2 separate regions of the Mus musculus genome follow, and region 1 is linked to region 2. The links are chromatin loops, found by intact Hi-C in ENCODE. Cell type or tissue: heart. All regions are shown on one strand.

Region 1 (8,000 bases), 120 kb after region 2:
TGGTCAGCACAGCATCCTAGGGCCATCCCATCTCGAGCCCTCAAACGGCTCACCGTGTTCTCTGGCGCTTAGCCCAAGCCAGACTCTCTGAACTGCACAGCGTCAGCTGTGGCAGCTAGTCTATGAGAAAGGGTCTCCTTTGGAGAACTCACCCTGAGTGAGTGTGTGTGGTCTCTCCTGACAAGCTTTCGGAGCCGCAGTGGCTGAAGCCATAGGTAAGGAGGAGGGCGTTCAGCTCATGCCTCACTGCTGCTATCCCCAGCTCTGTGATCTTAGGCAAATCATTTAAACTCTACCCATATCCGTTTCTCATCAATAAAAGGTTGACATTACTGGACCATTCCCTACGCATGATTATGAAGATTGAATTTGATACATCTGAATGCATAAGGAAAATACTGGGTCGCTATTGTTCGTAGCATCACCGTTGGAACGGACATTCAGGCCTAACCTTTCATACTAGAGAGGCTGCTGAGGCCTACAGTAAGGATGGGATTTGGTAACTGTCATTTTAAAACACTGGCAGAGGGCTCGTAGGACCGCCCGAGAGCAAAGATACTTGTTTCAAAAGCCCGGAGACACAAGTTCAATTCTCAGAGCCCACAGAAAGTTGGAAGGAGAGGAACAACACCACAAGGTTGTCTTCTACATGCATGCTGAGGCATGCATACACTTATGATACATACTCACAATAATAATAAATAGCTGGGCAGTGGTGGCACACACCTTTAATCCCAGCACTTGGGAGGCAGAGGCAAGCAGATTTCTGAGTTCGAGGCCAGCCTGGTCTACAGAGTGAGTTCCAGGACAGCTGGGGCTATACAGAGAAACCCTGTCTCAAAATAATAATAATGATAATAATAATAAAAATAAATAAATAAATAAATAAATAAATAAATAAAAGTGGCAGCGCTGACTCATCACCAGCCTGCTGGCCGTTGCTCCTGAAGTTCACTTACTGGTCCACTGAAGGTACCCAACCAGTCCAGCCAGCCCTCAGCAGTACCAAGCGCTTTAAAGATGCCAGAGTAGCCTTACAGTTTGCTTTCAGATGTACAAAAGGCCTTACACTCATGCATCAGCTGAGCAAACCAGGATGCTGGGCTCCCACAGATCCTCACCGCTCAAAGTATGGACAAGAGACCACCAGCACCATCAGGAGCTTGTCCCAGACCTGCAGAATAACAACCTGCATTTCCCAGAAATCTCCAGGTATGCTGGGTCCGTCTGGGAGTTTGAGGAGTGAATACTGCTTTAAAAAGAAGCTGCAGGTAGCTCTTAGAAGGAGTGAACAAGAAGTGGGAACCAAGCTATTTGTATCAGCCGAGGTCATCCTGGGTGAGCGGAAAGGTTCCTGTCCTGGTCTCTGGAATCCATAATAACGAGCATAGAGCAGCTGCTCCTGCCACGGCTTCTTATCCTGAGACAGAGAACAAAGCCGGACAATGCAGAGACAGCTGTGAAATGTCTTTGTTAGTACGTGGATGCTGAGGAGGGCCGTGTGAGGCTTAGTGAGCAAGACTGGTGCTGAACCCACCCTGGGGAAGGAAGATCACCTTCAGTGAGAGGAAAGTAAGCAACAGACCAAACAAGGAGCAAGCATGACCAGAGAACAGGACTGGGCAGACACAATGTAACATAACAGAGGCTAGTACTGACCCCCACCGAGGGCTGGGACAACACTCCCAGGGTGCTGAGTTGTGTTCTCAGCCCCAGAACTCCACCCAAACTGCTCCTCTCTTGGAGTGCTCAGGCTGGTGGGGCATGTGGGCTTGAGTATCTTCACTACGTGAAAGGCAGCCCCCCTGGTTTCTGACACCCCTGAGCGTGGGCTTCAGCGCAATACTCTCTGGGCGGTCACAGCAGCCCACAGGTACAACTCCTCCCTCCTGCCCACCAGGGTCTCAGGGGTTTGCTGCCCACTGATTTATAGACTTCAATCCCCTTTCTGATTTCAGCGAGGCTATTATTTGGGATTTCCACAGAAGAGGGTTTGAGGCAGGCCAGCTCTGAAAAACCCAGAGGTGCTGTATAGTGAATTTCCCTCGTGGGAACAGCAAAGCCTGGTGGCCGCCTGAATAAACATTAGGCTGGAGGTGGCATCACCCCTCTCACCCCCATCAGCCTGCTGGGCTGAGCCAGCTGATGTCCCCAGGGCAGGAGCAGCAGCAGCCCCTTTGTGGCTACCTCCACTCAGACACCTCCCAGGCATGGCTGCTGGCCCTCCCTAAGGCTCTGCCTTCCTCACACCAAGGGCCTTTTGTGGGGCATTTCTTGGAGGTGTGGGGTGTGGCATTTACTCAGTCCGAGTGCTTAGGATCCTACCCTGGCAAATAAGTGAACTGCATGACCTCATTCCTTGAGCTCTTCCCCTCTGGGACAACTGCGACCATGACATTTACGATGTATATAACTTGCCTCACGGAGAGTGCATTGAAGACAGAGAGAAGGATGCCTATCTGGCTTAAGCCAGCATACTACATGGTCCCTGCCAAGGATCCTGGCACCATTAAGTGGAGGGTGGGGAGGGAATTGAAAGAGCAGGCACCCCAGAGGGCTGGAACAGAAGGCTGATCACAATTAAAGATCTGGACGCTTGGCTATGAGTCCCTAGACTAGGCAGAGCTAGGGAACTGGGGAGTGTTCAATGAAGAAGTGCCACGTGCTAGAGAGACATGCAGCTAGGCATGGCAGACTATCAGCTAAGCCCATACGATCAAAGGGGTAAAGGTACCAGTGCTAGCTGTGGCTAGAGGTACAAAGAGCAGAGGAAGAGAGCGTGTGAGCTGGGCAGAGTCCCTAGGCAATGCAGAAACAACACATAGTTGGAACTGGGCTCAGCCTGGGCGTTCCTGAGCACACAGCTCAGTAGCTGGTCAGCAAACACTCTGCTGAGGTGTAGAAGCCAATGCATCCAAGTCCGCACACTGGGGGGGGAGGGCATGGGGAAAGAGTGTCCTTGGGGTGCAAATTCTACCTTGGACTTTCATAGCTATTGGACGAGGGTGGACATGGTAGGTAGAGACAGAAGGTACCATTGATGCCTTGCTTAGGGCAAAACTGTCAGAATCAGAGAGAAAGGTGGCAGAGCTCTGGCATCTCTCTATGGCCTTGCCTTTCTAACCAGAACCAAGAAGAGAATGCGGGGAGAACGGCTCTGGAGTTCCCAGCCAGGCTATGTAACTAAGCAGTCAATGATACCTCTCCAGGCCATCTGGAGGAAGAATGAAGGCATCCACCGCACCCAGGCTTGCTACAGAGAACAGACAAAGGGTTGTGTGTGGCTTAGCGCTTAGGGTGAATCAGGCCTGGAGGTGATGCTGAATAGCCCTTACAGTCATAGAAGCAGATGCTCAGATGTGAAAGTAAAGAAGAACTATGGATGGTATGGCTGAGGCAGGCTGGAAAGAAAGGATCCTGGGATACATAAGATGCTTGGCAGAAGCAGCTGGGCCAAACATGTAAGCCAAATGTTGCTCCCAAGTCATGCAGCAGGCTACCTGGAAGATACGGCTAGGTGCACACCAGGCTCAAATACTGATAATAGCAAGCTTGAAGTGGTCTTGCAACAGTATTGTACACATGTGTTGGGGTGAATGGGGTCTACTGTCTCCTCCCCTTCTAAGCCCTCAGGGTTACAACCCAGAGCAGGTGGTCAGAGACAGCCACCCTAGCTGACAGCTGTCTCCCAGCTCTTACCGAGGGAGCTGGAGTGAGTGGGAAGAGCAGCTGGGAGCAGCTGATGCTCCTGATGGCAGGGCAGAGAGGCTGTAGCCCAGTCCCTCTGACCACAGCTGGTGGAGCAGGCAGACACGGTAAGGGAGCCACCAGCTGCTGCTCCAAATCCTCCCCCAACTAAACAGCTGCTGAGCATCCTGTGTGTGTCAGGTGCTGCTGGGCCAGGACTGGGGAACAAAGAACACAACTACCCAGCTGCCCTCAGGGGATCCCAAACTTGGAAAGGGAGTCAGACCAGATAAGTCCTATATCCCCAGAGATGAGTTTCCATGTTAGTCGGAAGCCTCAGACACCCCCAAACCAAGCCATATGCTCCCTTATGTCCTGGCAGCTATGGGCTGTTCGTAAGCCAACAGATGGAAGGCTGACTCCTATACCTTTAGCCAAGAAGTAAGGCTTGCATTCCACAGTGGCAAATTAGATATGAAGCATATACAACCCCAGGAGAGGTGATTCGTTGGCTTGAACTCATATTAAGATGTAAATTGAATTAAGGAAAGCTGAAATGTATATTGAAAACATCACTGACCCTCGGCCTCTGCAGAGTGTACTCTGCTGGAGACGCGACGGACCTTCCTCTCCAAAGCCACACTTAAGGAAGCCACAAGGGAGAGAAGACTACAGAGAGCCCTTCTGAAGAGGCGGTTTTGATCGGGAGAGTGAGCACTTGGGATGTTTTGATGGATGGGAGCCAAGGTGAGAGGGTCACTTGGAAAGCAACGGTTTCCCCTAACTCACTGCCAGCTTTGCACAGGTGAAAATTACATTTTCCTATACGTTAGTGCAAATACATAGCCCCCGAGTAAGGAATGTTCCTCTGATGTTGCCTTCTGAGCCAGAAACACAGAAGCCAACAGAGCTTCAGATTTGGGGGAGAACGGCATCAATGCCTGAGCAAGGGTATCCTAGGGAGAGGGCTAATTCTGCACCTGGAAAACCTTCCTCAGAGGCAATGGTATCTGGAGAAAATGCTCCCCAATGTCGTGCCCCCCCACCAAATGCTCATCTGTGCACAGGGTCAAAGGAAAAGCCACATACCAGGAGGGGCAGAGCTCAGCAACAGAAATTGTGCTTCGAAAACACGTAGGCACGCATGTATTTGGTTTTCTTTCTTTGCTGTTGTTTGAGATGGTGTCTTAGGTTAGCTAGGCTGGCCTTGAACTCCCTATAGCAATACTTGAATATGTGAATCATCTCGCCACCAGCACCTAGAGGCTGGGATTACAAGTGAGCACAGCTTGCTTGCATCATGTGTCTTACAGGTATGGGCGATGCAACCACACATATAGAAATGTATATACACAATGATAGACAGGCATATTTAAATACTTATACAAAAGCATTTATAGGTGTCCTGCATTTGGAGGGGGGACTCCACAAAGATTTGCATATTTTATGGAAATCTCACCCCATAGAGCCTCCACAAGAGAGCTGGTTCTCTCAACCGTCTCCCCTCCACTATGTCCTCTGCCTGTGAATACATCTGATCCTGGGAGCAGTATGCTGTACTCGATGCCACAGCTCATACTTCAAATCCTGAGCCTTTAAAACCCACTTTCAGGCTTAGGCAGCCTGTAAGTCTCTGTAAGTGTCCTTGGCACACCTGTAGTTCAGGATGAAAAATCTTTTCTTACACTGAGTCAGTGCCACCCAGGTCTGTATGGAATGGGCGGGGTTTCTTGTTGTCTTTGGAAGCTATAGGTTTCCCTCCGGAAATTCCAATTCACATCTCTCCTGGTATATATGTTCTGTGTCTGGCTACCTTTCAAATCCAACTCCCCCATCACTGTCTCTGAATTCCCCTCCCCTCCCCAGCCATTGGCAGAAGCTGGGGCAGCTTGAGCCTTCCATGTTGAAGACGTTTGGCTGTTTCTTCTTGGTGGACTGGTTTCAGAAGCAGGGTGCATGTTTCAGGCCTCCCCAGAGTGACTAGGAAAGGTGTTTGGGGCTCAGATTTTGGAACTTAACAAAACGGTTTCACTCCAGTATATCCCCCTTCCCCAAATAGAAAGCCTGATATTTTCAAGTGCTGGTGAAGGTTCATATCTGTCTGAGGCAGTATAAACTTATACTCACTTGAGAAGACTGTTTGACAACATTCCCTTAAAGTCTGAGACAGCAGTTCTCAACCTTTGGGTCACAACCACTTGGGCTGCATATCAGTCTCGGATATTGGCATTATGATTCATAACAGTAGCAATGAAATATCTTATGGTTGGGGGATCACCACAACCCAAGGAGCTGTATTAAAGGGTCACAGTATTAGGAAGGTTGAGAAGCACTGGTCTAAGCTAACTAATGAGCCATTCACTCCATTACTTGTCCTATGTAATAAAAGCTGCAAGCAAGCATGTGCCAGGTTATATGCACAAGGCTATTCATACACAGCGGTGCTCCTGAGCTATTCTGAATATGAATCTGGAAATAAATCGCATGTGTACCATCACCAAATGGATAGAAAAATTGCATTATATCTATATAGTAAAACAGTACACAGGAATAAAAATGGGTGGATCATAAGACACAAAAGCAACCGTTAAATGTTAAAAATGTGAAGCTGAGTGATAGCAGCTCAGCACATACACGTTCGTGAAGACACACGTGTTCTGTAGGATTCTATATACTCCAAGTTCAAACGTAGATGAAACTATCATAGTAAGGACTCATCCTTAGAGAAGAAACCTATACAGAAAAGCAAGGAGGGGGCTGAGAGGTGGATCCCTGGCTAAGAGCACTGGCAGCTCTTGCAGAGGACAGGGTTTCAGTTCCCAGCAACCACATGGTGGCTCCCAACCATCTGTAACTCTAGTTCAAGGGGACCCGATGCCCTCTTCTGACTTCTCTCGGTAAAACCAGGCAGGCATGCGGTACATATGCATTCATGAAGGCAAACACACAAACACATAAAAAATGGAATAAATAAATCTTTAAAAGAACATTTTTTTTAAAGGAGAAAGAACACAAGGAAGATGATATCAAGCTTCCCTGGGGGCAAGCCTGGGAAGGCGCAGGGGGTTGTGGGTGTGTGCTGACATCACCGCATCTTCAGCTGGGTGGTGGGTGCTCAGAAGTTCTCATTATAGTGAGCTGTCAAGCTGTGTGTTCACTGTGCATTTGCCTAAGCGTGTATTTGTTTTCCTTCACTTAAAATAAAAGGTTAAACTCAGCCGCCAGGCAGCGCTGCCAGGGAGGATTTTACCGAGAGTGGGGAGGCTCTGAACCACTCACCTCTCTTCTTCCTTCCTCTTTCATCAGCAAATGAGGTTTCCATGCCTACCGTCTCCTCTATGCCCGAGACAGATGTGCACACGTGTGCCCACTTGCACAGCCAAGCAGCCACCTTACTCTGAGAAGACGGCCCCTCCAACCTGACCTCTTTTAGTCTTATCTGACTTCCAGAGAGATCCCCTTGGGACTCAAGAATCTGCAAGGAGTGGGATCAGAATGGTACTTCCATTCCTCCCACAGAGCCGGCCAGGCTGGAGAGAGGGAGTGTTTTTTCCATTTACCCAACATTCTGCCTTTTCAATTACTGCATAGCCCAGACAGACAGGCTGCACAAGCCCGATTCCACTTCAATCTAAGATACAGTGCTTCACGTCATGGGTCAGAAGACTCCTGTCAGCACAGTGACCTGTCGCCCGAGATCGTCTGGTTTAGGGAAGGCTCCACGGAGCTGGATCACCATGCATATGGGGTACAGCCACAGTCCTGCCTAGAAACTCCCTTGGATAAACTATTGTTTTTAAACTCTGGTTAGGAAAAACTGATGCCTACAGGGCTGACAACAAGGATTCGAAGGAACTTCTGAGATTGATTAGAAAGAGCCCTGGACCAGACCCAGAAGGGCCTGAACCAGAACCCAGCCCTGGGCTTCTTTTTTTCTTGATTTCAGGCAAGCCATGGAATTTCCTGAGGGTTCACATCCTGCCCAGCTCACAGAAACAAATCACTAAATGTATATGGAATGTTTAAAAAAAAAACCTGCAAAATGCTGTGTAAATATAGGGATTATTATTATAAAAGTCCAGCGCTGGCTACTAAACAGGCGAGGTTTGAAAAGAGATATATACTCTTGTCACTATGACGATTGAGACAAGACCCCAGAGTGACTCAGTACCACCCTGCTGGGGCATTGTACTGCACCAGACTCCTCCCACTTCTAACCTTGGCCAGAGGAGGGTCTGCAGCAGCGGAATGGGCTTGGCTGTTCTGCAGAGTCTATCCCACTGGCCGCCTCTGAGGCTGGGTGTCTGACCTTG
Region 2 (8,000 bases):
TCTCTCTATCCCTCTTCCAAGAATGCTTTCCACAACAGCCTGAGCTCTATTCTTTCTCCAACAGCCCCCTTCTCATCCCATGCTGGCTTGTCTGCATTGCAGGGAATGACATGGCCTTTTTTTTCTCTGTTGACTCTATCTTCCTCCTTCAGGCAGCTGCCAAGATTTACAGCCTGCTTCTCTTGGGATATTTCTTTGAATAAAAAATTCCTTGAGGTTCAAAAGGTCAGGGTGCAATGGGGACTACCATGTGCCAAAGTTGAAAGATTTGGGGTGGGTAGAAGTGGGATTAGTAAAAACAGTGACTTATGTAAGGGAATGTGTCCAGTTCAAAGGCCATTGGCTCTGACTCGAGGCCTTGAAGAGTGGATAACTGAGGTTCTTTTAAACTGCTTTTAAGAATTATCATTTTACCTCATTAAAATCAACAGGAATTAGCCAGGCCTGGTGGAGCACTCCTTTAATCCCAGCACTTGGGAGGCAGAGGCCCAGGCAGAGACAGTCAGATCTCTGAGTTCATGGCCAGCCTGGTCTACAAAGCCAGGCCGTTCTAGAGCCAGGACTACACAGAGAAACCCTGTCACAAAAAACAAACAAACCAACCATATCGATGAGAATATTGGAATCTCACAAAGATGTCGTCCTACAGCTTTTTTCTGAAGCATTTGTAGTTTACTAGATTTCATTTAGGTCCATTTTGAGTTCATCTCTATACTGTATTTTACATTGTATCTGTGTGTGTGTTTGTATGTTATATATATCACATTCATACATGTGGTGCATTTATGAAGATCAGAGGATGACTTGCAGGAGTTGCTTGTCCTTTTTCATGACCTGGGGATCAAACTCAGATCATGGATGGGGCCTGGGCAGCAAGCACCTTGTCTGCTGAGGCATTTTGATGGCCCTTGAGTTAATTTTTACATATGGTACGATGTGTGACTCAGAGTCTACTTTTTACTTGTGCAAATCCAGTATTTTATGATCTTCGGTGCTGTGTTTTCATCCAGTATTTTTTTTGAAAGAAGAATTCCAGCAAAGCCAAGTTTAAAAGGTTGTACCAGACTGCCAGTTGTCTTTGGCGTGGAGAGTTTGTACCGTTTCCTGGAGCTTCATAAAAGGATGTCTTGTGGTTGAACTCCCTCAACCTCAAGTGTCCAGCCTCAGACTCAACCAGGAAAGTGTTATTTACATATTCTTTGGAAGCATAACTACACTATAGATAATTGCAGCAATTGTGTCATGGGCAGAAGAAACGGCCAAACCAAATTCTAGAGACCAGATGAGACAAACACATAGGGGCTAAGGAATGGTCCTAAAGTAAGAGGAACTAAAAAATAAGGTCCTTGTCGGAGCTGTCTGCTACTCTCTGCTCTATTGGTGCTTTATTTTACTTAATTTTTATTAAAACATTCATAATCAAACCTTAAAATGAATGTTTTAAGATATATATTAATATATATTCTTTCTGAATATATAATAAGTGGCTTCAAGAAAAGGAAAATGGCAGAGTATAGTTAATAAGATAACCTGAATTCATATTATCAAGTAGTCCATCTGTTCTGAAGAATCGCCTTCACTTGTACCTGAGTCTTTAGGGCTTTAGGGCTTTTTAGTTAAAAAGTTTGTGTCTTAGCGAGTATGTGGATGGGGAGATAGTTCCGTTGATGAGCTGCTTGTGTTCAAGCTCAGGTTCCTGTGGCTGACTCAGAGACAGTGTAAAGATGCTGAGCGTGATGATCCCAGCACCGAGGAGGCAGAGAGAGGTGGTCCAGGGGCTCCCTAGCCAGTCAGACTAGCTGGCCTGCTGAGCTCCCAGCCAGTGAGAGATTGTCACAAAAACAACGTGGATGACACCTGAGGATTGACACCTGAGTGTGACCTCTGACCTCCACACACATATAAACACACGAACATGTACACACATGCACACAAGAAATATGTGAGACTAATAACAAGCCTTTCATGGTCAACCAAGTTCCCCTAGTCACAAGAAAGTCCCTATCAGTTTACTGCTATTTTACCAAGGTTGTATTCATCATAGACTAAAGAGGATACAGTATTATCTATTACTATATAACACAACCAAAGAGGTCCAAACTAACATTGAAAATTTACTTCAGTTTTATGTTCAGTGTGCCTAGTTTTAAATAACATTTAAATTTTTTTCCTTCAGTTTGGTGTGCTGTATGCCTAGTTTTATGATGTAAAACAAGGAAAGTCTTTTTCCACCTAGTGTAACATAAATACCGATTTTACTGTTGAACAGGTATCTCCAGGAAATGGAGTTGCAGTGGGAAACATCACTCCCCACACACTTCTGACTATTGATCAATTTTTTGTTCATCTTTAAGAGAAAGCCAAAATATGAGAAATCCCCAGAGCATGACAGTTTTTTTCCCTTAAAAGATGTATTTCCTCACATCTTCTGAGGAATTGCTCCTATTTTTCAAATTCCTTTATCCAAGTTGTTAACTATCTTTCTGCATAGTTGCCTTTTATTTCTGTATATGTTTTAAAAACCCTTCTAACTGTAGCTGCCTTAGAGTTGGTACTTGAAGTTATAATCAGTTTTACTGTCATTCATCCAACAAGAAACCATACCGCAGTTGACAAAAACAAAAAAACCTAGCACTTGTAGAGTTTATGTTCTAAAGACAGATTCTTTTAGAGTTTATATTCTAAAGATAGATACTAAGTAAATATATAAGTGTATGCAATAAAATATCAGTACTAAGAAGAAAACTCAGCGTAAGGAAGGAGTCATTCTAAGTGGTCACTGAGAAATTATTTTATTCAGATCACTGCATGTAATTCTTTGGCTTGGCTTTTAAAGAGTTTTTTTCTTTTTGCTAGTGGTATTTTACAAAAGAAACTAAGAATTGTATGTGCAAAGAAATCTGAAAATATAGCCCCAGCTAGTAAACAGAGATATCTAAGGGAACTAGTTCTTTCGCTAAGCGCTGTTTCACTTGTAGAAGTGAATGTACATCCGAGGACACTAGCAGTTCTGGAGCGGCCTCAGTGTGCAGCGGCCCCGGGAACCTGCGGACGGAGCCCCGAGGTGCAGGAGTTAGTCAGCTCCGGAGCGTTAACGCTTGCGCGTTTTCTCACATCTTCCTCGCCTAGTCATTCAGAATCTTGTATTTTTGCCAAGTAAAACAAATCTCATACTAATCAGCTATAAATAAGCAGTGGGAGCACGAGTCAGAGCCAGCACGACCTTCTCCCCTGTGCACCTCCCCGCCGTTCCCAGCACCGACCTTCTCCCCTGTGCACCTCCCCGCCGTTCCCCTCACGCTCGGTTTGCACAAATGAGCAGTGCTGTTAACTCCTGTTCTACAGACCAACTCTGGTTCTTTAGTGAAGGCTGGTTTTTGGAACTAAGTAATTAGTAGTGCTCTGGCGTGTCCCTAGAATCAGAGAAGAATGTGAACTTCTGTGTCCCTTTAGAGGGAGGAGAAAAAAAGAAAATTCATTCCCTCCTTTTTTATGGGTCTAGAAGGTGCCTGCCTTCTAGGCACAGCTCAGCAGCTTTTCAGGGGAAAATGAAAGATAAATGGCTTTAAAGTCCTATCTCTTCTGTTAGATCCTCCCTGGTAAAACTTTATCCTAGTCTGCGTCATTATTTATTCACTCAGTACCTTTCACCAAATCTGGTGTTTCATCCATAAAAACAAGTATGTAAACTCTTTGTTTTCAAGTAATTTGTAGTAGTGGGAGAAAGTGACTCATCTAAAATTACAGCATCGTGGTAAGAAACAGCATAACACGGAATGCATAGGCTCCCGTGGGTTTGGTGGCTTCACCGCCCTCGCTGTTGTATGTAAGACGTCCATCCAGCGCCTCCAAAGCCTGGTGAGGTAGGTACTCTTAACTCCAGCCTACATCGGCTGCGCTCTCTTCCTTCAGGAAGAAGGTAGCAGAAGAGTTTAGAGCGCACTCAGGAGCGTGAGTGGGACTGTGAAGCCATGGCACTTCACATGAGAGGCGCCTGTGTGAGGAGGACTCTCCAGCAAAGTGGTTGGAATGTGAAGTGCGTTCAGGAAACTACAACATGGCAGAGTCACAACGACGCTTGTGGGCCATGCCTAGAGAATTTGGTTCTTAGGTAGAAGACAGGATCAGGCTTGCATTTCATGAATAAACTATAATTGTTTGCACAGGCATTTAGAAGAGAGTTTACTTCTAAAGGAAGGACTTTCTTCTCCAGCTTGACTTAAGTCTACTGAATGCATATACAGTAAACGAAGTTAAAATCTGGAAGGACCGTATTTTACTTTTTCAGGAGTTATGTAAGTTAACTATAAATACATTGTAAAGATAGAAACTAAATCCATGGGAATTTCTGTGAGAGGCCATGTTTGGGGGTGTAGTCATACAAGCGAGACTGACACTATCTCCCTGAAGTGCTTAGCGTTTCCAGGCTGTTGACTGCTCTATGCTACCTGTATTCCCATCTCCCCCTCCCCCACCCCCAGTGATTAACTCCCCCCTTACCTTCCCCTGGGGGGGGGGGAAAGGAAAACAAAAAAGGTTGTTCTGTTTGACAAGTTTTTTAAAGGAAGTGAAAAATGATTATCATATCTAAAAGCCATTTCTCTAAGCCACTTTTTTTAAGTGGAACTTTTTTCTTCAGGAGTTTTTTTCTTTTTTCTTTTTTTTCCCTTAGTCATTTTATTCGTTTACCTTTTCTTGAACAGTGTTTTTGCTGAGGAGGAAACCACCTTGGTGAAATGAGCCTTGATTGATTATACACACTTGACTCTAAAGTTGCTGCAAAAGTTATTTCCTAAGCAATATTTATTTAAATGTAAAGCTGAGACTTTTTTCTTTTTTCTCCATTAATTTGTTTATTCATGTTACAGCCTGGTCACAGCCTACCTTTTCCCTCTCCTCCCCATCCCACCCTCACACACTCTTCCCCTACTTCCCCTCCCTTCTCCTGAGAGAAGGAGAGGCTCCCCATAGGTATCCACCCACCCTGGTACATAAGTCCTAGCGGGAATAAATGCATCCTCTCCCTCTGAGGCCAGACAGTGCAGCCCAGCTATGGGGCAGGAAATCCAAAGACCCCACAACAGAGTCAGAGACAGCCCCAGTGCCAATTGTTAGGGGACTCACATGAAGAAAAAGTTGCATATCTGCTACATATATGTAAGGGGCTGGACCTAGGCTCCTTTATGCTCTTTGGTTGGTGGTTCATTCTCTGTGATTCTCCATGGACCCAGGTTAGTTGACTCTGTAGGTTCTGTGGTGTCCTTGACTTCTCTGGCTCCTTCAATTCTGCCTCCACTCTTTCACAAGACTCTCTGAACTCTGCCTGTCGGTTAGCTATGGGTCTCTGCGTCTGTTTCCATCAGCTTCTAATGAAGCCTCTCAGGAGGCTGTTATGCTGTTCCTATCTGCAAGCATAGGAGAGTATCATTAATAGTGTCAGGAGTTGGCTTTCTCCTCTGGGATCTCAAGTTAGGCCAATCATTACTTAGCCATTCTCTCAATCTCTTCTCTATCTTTGCCCCTGCACTTCTTATAGGCAGGACAAATTTTGGGTTGAAGGTTTTATAGATGGGTTGGTGTCCCCTCCCACTCCTGGAAGTTCTACCTAGCTATAGGAGGTGGCTTCTTCAGACTCCATATCCCCTGCTGCTAGGAGTCTCAGCTAGAGTCACCCCCAAAGTATTCCAGTCCCAGAGCTGCCCCCCACCAATTTGTTTTCTGTCTCCCATCCCTCCTTCCCTCCCCTCCTCTCCCATCCAGTTCTCTCCCTCCATCTACTTCAGATGTCTTATTTTATTTCCTCTTCTGAGTGAGATTCAGCCATCCTCCTTGTTACTCAACTTCTTTGGGTCTGGATTGTAGCGTGGTTATCTTGTACTTTATGACTAATAGCCGCTTATAAGTGAGTACATACCATGTGTGTCTTTGTGGGTCTTGTTACCTCACTAAGGATGATATTTTCTAGTTGCATTCATTTGCCTGCAAATTTCATGTTCTTGTTTTTGATAACTGAGTAGTATTCCATTGTGTAACTGTACCATGTTTTCTTTACCTAGTCTTCAGTTGAGGGATATCTAGGTTGTTTCGTTTCTGGCTATTACAAATAATACCACTATGAACATAGTTGAGCAAGTGTCCTTGCGGGATGGTGGAGCATCCTTTGGGTATATACCAAGGAGTGGTATAGCTGAGTCTTGAGGTAGAACTATTCCCAATTCTCAGAGAAACAGCCAGATTGATTTCCAAAGTGGTTGTACAAGTTTGCACTCCCACCAGCAATGTAGAGGTGTTTCCCTTGCTCCGCATCTTGCCAGCATGTGCTGTCGCTTGAATTACCTTGGTCATTCTGGTGGGGTAAAAAGGAATCTCAAGCTGAGACTTTGTTAACCAATATTTTTCTTTAAAATTTTTTAAGTTACATTTTTTATTTTTATATTTTATTCTTGGGCGTGGGAATGTGAGCAGTGGGTCCGGGAAAAGGAATTGAGGTTGTCAGGCGTAGTGAGAGGCAGCTCTTCCTGCTGAGCCATCGCACTGATCCTCGCCCAGCATTTTCCCAATCCACAGCATCTGAGGTTTACAGGCCCTGCTCTTAGGTGATATGGCCACCGCTCCTATCTGTTTCTTTCAGTCGTAAGCTATTCAACCGTGTGCATTCTGCAGTAAGTGCTCTGACTTTGAACCCCTTTGTGTTTCTGACTGTAGCAGTGTTTGTTTACAAAGTGCCCAACTTCTGCCATTTGCTTGGTTATCCTTCACCTTGAGTGTTTGACTTGGACAAGAGAAGAGGATAGATTCCCCTGTGAATAAGGTGAATTCATTTGTTCCATTAAACTGTATTTTAATTGCTATTTAAAATTTCTTCCCTGAGCTTGTATCTGGAAAAATATATTTTAGACTCTGGACTTATCCTTAAAATGGGTATGAATATTTGGCTCTTCTAACCCATGCAGTTTAGATATATAAGCTGTTTTAGGGGAGACTTTATTTTCACAGTAAAATCCTGAGCTCTAGCAAGGTAAAGAAAGTTTATTCTTTTCTAGCCAGACTCAATTATGTTATTAAAAAGCACAACAGTGAAGCCTGAAAGGAAGACATCACCCACTCCCCATCTCACTCAGGTCTCTGTTTCCCTGGTAAGGTGCTCCGTCTGCTTCAGAAAAGTACCAGGGACTCTGCGTCCATCCCAGTGTCAGGGCATCTGGATGTAATGCATCTAACTGTACACTGGTGTGCAATGGACAGTACTAGGCCGGGTACTGCCTAGGTTTTCATCCAACATCAGTCATCTAAGCTTTAAAATATCTGCTCTTTATATAATATAGCCATCGTCTTTCACATGTTCCATTTACTCTTAAACTGTCAAACTGTATGCCAGACTGAAATAAATTGTTCCTAATCCCAGGCATGCCTTTTACTAAGAAAATATGTAAGTCCTTTGTAGCTAAAGATTTCTGCTGTTTGCATTTCTCTCCCTGTCCTAACACTATGTCATATTGAATTGGTGGTGGAATGCTTTTATAAAGCTATACTATAGCAATTAATCTCTGTGATTTTCCTTTTCCTACAAGTGGTTGGAAAAGCTTCTATAGTAAATAAGCCTACGCAGGAACTAGTGTTAAAGCATGATGCCCAAGTATGAATCATTTGCCTATTATTAGTTCTGAGTCATAGAGGTCCCCTCCATTTTTGAGACAGGATGTCAGTGTGTAGCTTTGGTTAACCCTGAACTTGCTATGTCGATGAGACTAGCCTCACATTCCTAGACACCCACCTGCTGCTTTGTCCTGAGTGTTGGCAAGAAAGGCTGCACCACTACATTCCCAGGTTTTCAAAAACACAACTGTGAGATGGGGAGGAGATTAAGATGGCTTTGGTGTGTGTGTATGTGTGCACGCATGCACACCAGTATATGTGCCACAACTCCTGAGTGAATGTCAAAGGTCAATTTTTAAGAGCTGGTTTTCTCCACCGCTCTCAGGCCTGTAAACAAGCTCTTT

What was found. Peaks named below come from ENCODE experiments on the same cell type or tissue, not always from the same donor. Only the 100,000 strongest peaks of a DNase experiment are listed, where the experiment ranks them.
Region 1: a loop joins it to region 2, with 2.0 times the contacts of the local background. A loop is called at or near these places in 6 of 42 quality-filtered maps.

What each region holds. Positions count from the first base shown.
Region 1 is chr1:170,651,524-170,659,523 of GRCm38, reverse strand. The region is part of intron 3 of Olfml2b (olfactomedin-like 2B); the gene reads right to left. Among named protein-coding and RNA genes, the nearest start is that of Olfml2b, 11 kb to the right of the region's middle. In heart, no CTCF peak of the experiment used is centred here; DNase peaks (open chromatin) are centred at 3,823 and 7,373; H3K4me3 peaks cover 463 bases; H3K27ac peaks cover 3,501 bases.
Region 2 is chr1:170,766,854-170,774,853 of GRCm38, reverse strand. All of the region lies in intron 14 of Atf6 (activating transcription factor 6), which reads left to right. Among named protein-coding and RNA genes, the nearest start is that of Gm23523, 19 kb to the right of the region's middle. In heart, a CTCF peak has its summit at 4,034; a DNase peak (open chromatin) is centred at 3,223.